2 separate regions of the Homo sapiens genome follow, and region 2 is linked to region 1. Evidence: chromatin loops called from intact Hi-C (ENCODE). Cell type or tissue: IMR-90. All regions are shown on one strand. Links, peaks and the distances in the headings refer to the core of each region. The heading gives the core; the rest is flanking DNA. Region 1 holds the start of LOC105378027 (a long non-coding RNA gene). Region 2 has its middle 170 kb from the start of MIR3668.

Region 1 (2,827 bases), core at 6-2,505:
CCCCCTTACTTTAATTAGACATAATGATTTTAAAAATTGTATATTTACAGGAAGGAATGGGACATGCTACTATAAAATAATTAATCCAACATTTACCATTAAAATTTCATTTGTTGATAGGAAGTAGAATATATTTCAACACATAATTATAATGAGGTAAGATGATTTTCTATAATTAAATACTTCAAGTAGCATTTGACAAAGTAAGACTTATCTACAATGTCAAATAAAGGCATATCGCACCTAAAATAAATAATTGTTCATCTGCAACTTTTGTACATCATAATTCAAAAAATTTGATGTACTAAATAGACTCTAGTTACTATTTAAAAAGTTAGAGTAAGTAATCTGTGTTATGCTGGAAATTTGTAGATTCTTTTGTTTCCTCCTAATGATGGATTTAAGGAAAAGGAATTGAAAATAACATTTAAAATTGCTTACATTAAATATGTGAATAAAAGCCATTTTAAAAAGTTTATTATTTCTGACAGCTCATTGCGTTACTCTAACTATACTTTTTTTTTTTTTTTTTTTTTTTAATTGAGACAGAGTCTCTCTTCATTGCCCAGGCTAGAGTGCAGTGGTGCGATCTTGGCTCACTTTAACCTCTGCCTCCAGGGTTCAAGTGATTCTCCCACCTCAGCTTCCTGAGTAGCTGGGATCACAGACACATGCCACATGCCCGGATAATTTTTTTTAGTGGAGACAGGGTTTCGCCATGTTGGCCAGGATGGTCTCGAACTCCTGGCCTCAAGTGATCCGCCTGCCTAGGCCTCCCAAAGTGCTGGGATTACAGGCATGAGCCACTGCGCCTAGGCTAACTATACATCTATAGTTAGCAATTCATTTTCAAAAGCAATTCATCCTTTGGAAACAGTAGTTTGGCACAGAGGAGGCCATAAAATCAGATTTGCTATCAATTCTACCACCAATAATCTACCATGTATCTGATTTAAGAACAGTCTACAAGGACAGAAATACATCATTTTTTATTCCCTGCTCCTTTCTTAACAGAAATATGTATAAGACAGGGAAAAACACAAATTTCTGTAGTGGGATTAGGGGATTTTAATGAAGGCAACAAGAGTAATTTGAAATATCTGATGAGATGAATGAGTGATTTTTATTTTTTGTAAATAGCTATTATATTAAGGAAAGGGGCTTAAGGGGTTTAAACAAAAAACAAACAATATCATGCTAAAAAAGAGTAATTGTGGTAAGTGAGGAGCTTTAATTAAGTCTGTTAAAACTGTCTGTACTCACATTCTTGGAAATAATCCCAATTTGAAGACCACTGTTCAATGACTCCACTAGGTGAAAAATCATCTTCTTCCTATCAAAAGTGAGGTAGACATTTAATACTTCCAGTCAAGCCTGAATCAAGACTTTCTACATTTAAAAAGGCAGATGATGGAAAATTACACTAGAAATCAGCTGGAATGGGGGCAGTGTTGCTCACTGGCTCAGGTTGTGTCTACCCAGGATGACCTGATGTTCTGGTTTGCTTTCCCCAGCAGGATGTGGTGCACCTCTTGTCCCAGCATCCTGGCAGTTTTTCTTTACTTTTCTTCTTTTTCTTTCCAGACAAAAGTGTCCAAATTTAGATAATAAATTATATATCACATACTTCTACCTCAATCCTCTCCCATTTATATGACTTTTTGAGAAACTATGGTTCAAGGTTGATCAATAATTATGTAGAAATGCCCAGAGCCACAGAGTTCTTACATAAAGGGAAAATGTTCTCACCCCTAATTCCAATATTATAGAACCTGAGGCTGTGTGCTTTCTGACTGTAGCTTTATCCCCAGGTCCAAAATAATGAGCTATATAAATGACCAACATAGGACTATTTTTCAATGGGGAAAAAGGCAGGGAAACTGGATATTTAATTTGCAAAATTAAAGCTGGTCATTAGCTTCACAAAGAGATTAGCAGTCTGTCGAATTCTTACATTGATGTTTCTTAAGGGAATAAGATGGAGTGAAAATGTCTGAGCTTTTTATTTCTCAATTTAGCATAGAGTATGTGAATGAGTTACATTCATTTTCGTTCAACATTCACTCTGCAATTATTCATTAAGTATTTAAGGCACCCCAAATGCCTGTCTTCAAGGACTTTAAAGTTAAGTAGGGGAGACAGACAAGCAAAGAATGCAATATAAGGTGGTAGGTACTGCAAAAACATAAAGTGGGAAAACAAAGGAAAAACTTCCAGCATGTCAAAATGTATTAGGAAACCCTTTTGATCCTTCCTGACTTTAGACGAGTAAATAGAGCTCTGTATTTTTGGTTCATGAACGTACTTCCTTAATTCTAACAATGTGAATACACAAGTCCCCCTCCCTGACAAATGTCTGAATCTTAAAGCTGAATGTAATTGGCATCTATTTTTGAACTTTTATGAACTATTTGTGGAGAAACGTTTTGCTTCTTGATGCAAAGCCATGGGCAACTGCAATTCACCACAACTTCTCTCCTGCTGCCTGAATTCTTTGAATAAGGCATTGTGTGAAATTCCGACCTCATTAAATCTGCTGTTTAGCTGTGCTCTGTGCAGCCACTGCGAATCTGCTCTGGGTCAACCCTCCTGCTTGTGAAACCATTTAAGGCAAACAAGATGCCTGAACCATGAGGTGTAACATAATACCAAAGTCAGACAGCCACATTCTTTACTGCTTAAGTAAATTTCTACATTCTTTGCTGATCAAACTAAACTCTTTTTCGTTTTTATTTGGTAGAATCATTCAGACAAAATGTTGCTTCCTCCAAATAATAAACTGCACTGGAGGATCACATAGTTAAAGAGCCGAGAAGCTCATTTCACT
Region 2 (2,827 bases), core at 153-2,652, 160 kb after region 1:
GAACTGGTAAAAGGACACATTTTCTGTATTTTAGACTTAAAAGTTAAACCCACCTCTGTAGTAAAAATTTCATTAAAAGTGCTCTCACTCTATTTCATAAACTTTCCACAAATAATTCTGTTTTCTCTTTCTCAAACAAAACTGCTTAGTCTTCTCCCTTCCTATGATTGCAAAAGCGATGTGTTCACTCATCTGAACTTAACCACAGGTCTTGCACTCTGACAATATTTGTCTTTACAGCCACCTTTCCTTGCTCCAAACAGTACACCTTTTAAGTCAGTCTCTTTCCACATGCTCTGTCTACAAACATATCTTCCTGGCTTAAAGTTAGTCCTACTTTTTTTTAATTAATCACCCTACAGACACCAGCTAATTGCAAAACACTCAAAGTTACCCCGTGTATCATGATTCCTCTGTCCTGTGACTCATTAGCTCACTAAACATTGAATAATCACAGACATTAATTTCAAATAAGAAAAAATTTACTTCTAAAGGTAATACATTCTTTTCATTTTGTTTCTCAATTCCATTTTAACTCCTTCTGTGATCTTGCCTCATCTTTCTAACTCAGGCATTTCCTAAGCCATAAAGTTTGGAAAGCACTATGTATCAAAGGCCTGGTGTTAGACCATGCTGGCCCTAAAACGCCATGCTACCTTGAGTCTCATGCTTTGTAAATGGGGTTATTTGGCTGGAAAATTGGTTCTTAACTTGGATATAGATACTAGAGAGAAATGATTAACAATATTGCAATGCAATACACTAGCAGAGAAATAAGTATATAATATGACTTGTGATGAAATTCTAAAACCCTCTTCAGACAATCTAGCATGCATAGAACCAGATGTTTCTGAAATACCTTCCTTCCTTCCCTATTGAGATTAATTGGTCTGGAATTATTTCTTTAAACCTTCAGCTTTATCATCTCATGATTCTATAAAGCACATTTTACATTTAAATATAGTCTATTTATAACCACCATCACACAGATACCAGTAAATAGCATTGTAAATCCTTTCATACAGAGAACCATTAATGAATTAATTATTACATTAATTCACTCCATAAATATGTACCATATGTCTCATATGTTGGAGCTCATGCAGAATAATTTCCAGTAGGTTTTACAGATTAAACAAAAACAAAGCTCAAAAAGTTAAATAACTTGCCCAAGGTCACATAGCCAGTAGTTAAACATATGGTCAAGTCGTAGCAAAGTCCATGTGTTTTTCATTCCATTCCACTGACCTCAAGGAGCTCCTGGGTTAGAGAAGGAAATGTACGACCAAGTAAATAGTTTTAAAATGAAGAACAAGAAGGTGTTTTGCTATGAAGTTTTTTGGTGTATCCTCTCCCTCTGAGATTCTCCTGAGTCCAAAAAATAAATAAAATATTTTTTATTATTTTAATCACTAGACTTTCTTTTAAAGTAGAAGAACTTTGAACAAGCCATAAAATTTATTATGGCTTGTATGAAGATTTCTTTGCTGATGGTTTAAAATGTAAATATATTTGGCCTTAAGAGTAACTTTAAAAAAATGGTATTGTTACTTGAAGAAAGAACCTCAATATGCAAATTTTTCTGTACGCCTCTGGCCACCCTTGAAACAAGCAGATGGACTGGGCTCTGCCTGCCTGATCACTTTCCCAATGAGAGTCAGACTCTGTGGGGAGAGGGAAAGTTAATTAAGGCCTCTTAACAAAGCAAGTCAAAGCAACAAGTCTCATCTTTGGCCACATTACTGCTATTTTGCATTCTGAGCCCTGTTGTTGGAAGTTCTCTTACTTATTAATGCACTTAATGAACAGATTCCATCTTTCTTCAGAGCAATTGCTGTAGGGACAGCACATCCTGCCCCTTCTCAGCCATCGTTACCCTATTGTGCATAGGGTGGTCAAAAATGAAAATCTCAACTCTCCTATTTGACTTGAAAGCTTCCTATTTTTATTCTACTATTCCATTGGTTTGCAGAGGAAGAAAAGGAGTATTCAGATTTATCTGTCTTTATTTGATACTATATGTGTGGCTGCTCCTATATAAAGTTCACTCATGGAGAAGAAAATAGCCTGTACAAGTATTACTTCTCAAACCAAAAAATTATTTTTCACTAGTTATACCTAAAGGCTATAACTTAGCTAAATATGAAAGGCAAGGAAGCATGAAACAGAGAGGAATGAGCCATGGTTAAGGGTAGAAAACTTCTGAAGATGTCATGTAGAAGCTGATGTTACAGTAGGGATCAGAAGGAAAAAAAAAAGAATAAGAATGTTTAAGCAAAGCAGGGCAGGAAAGAAAAATCCAGGCCAAGGAAATAGCATGTGTCTGGATAAGGGGGTTTTAAGAGTTTATATAGGAATTTGATCTCTGGGTATATCAGGCAGGAGGGGAGGTATTCCAAAATCGAATAGATGAATGCCAAATTATAATTCCCACCCTAAGAAGACAAAAACTTCACCACAAGATTATTTGTAATAGATTTCCTTGGCTGATTTTGATCAGTCAATAAGAAAACATGAATGAAGTAACAGAGGGGGTGTTGCTGGTTTTATGACTAGAAGCATTGATCTTTTTATTAATTCAAACAAACTATGCTTGACTCTCCTCTTAAATATTTGCTTCCTGAATACAAATTTTAATTATTTAAAGATAGATAGTTTATTCCAAAGGTATTTTTGTGCATAGCCTTATACTGTCACATTTTTCCCCATGCAACTTTCTCATAAAATTAGAGGCAAACTGCAAAAAAGCAAAGTATCCAAAACAGAAAACAGGAAATTCTTCTTAAGCAAATATATCATTAACTCATTTACCACTGCCTGAGAACAC

The links. Hi-C counts contacts between places; a loop is a spot of excess contacts. Peaks named below come from ENCODE experiments on the same cell type or tissue, not always from the same donor. Only the 100,000 strongest peaks of a DNase experiment are listed, where the experiment ranks them.
Region 2: it touches region 1 in a loop (2.8-fold over the local background); 1 of 110 quality-filtered maps calls a loop at or near these places.

Annotation. Positions count from the first base shown.
Region 1 is chr6:140,537,739-140,540,565 of GRCh38, reverse strand. LOC105378027 (a long non-coding RNA gene) reads right to left here and starts at 2,076. Exons shown (of 8, transcript XR_001744387.3): 1 at 1,264-2,076. In IMR-90, for the core only: a CTCF peak has its summit at 1,442; no DNase peak of the experiment used is centred there; H3K27ac peaks cover 1,993 bases.
Region 2 is chr6:140,378,508-140,381,334 of GRCh38, reverse strand. No RefSeq gene overlaps it. Among named protein-coding and RNA genes, the nearest start is that of MIR3668, 170 kb to the right of the region's middle. In IMR-90, for the core only: no CTCF peak of the experiment used is centred there; a DNase peak (open chromatin) is centred at 1,214; H3K27ac peaks cover 964 bases.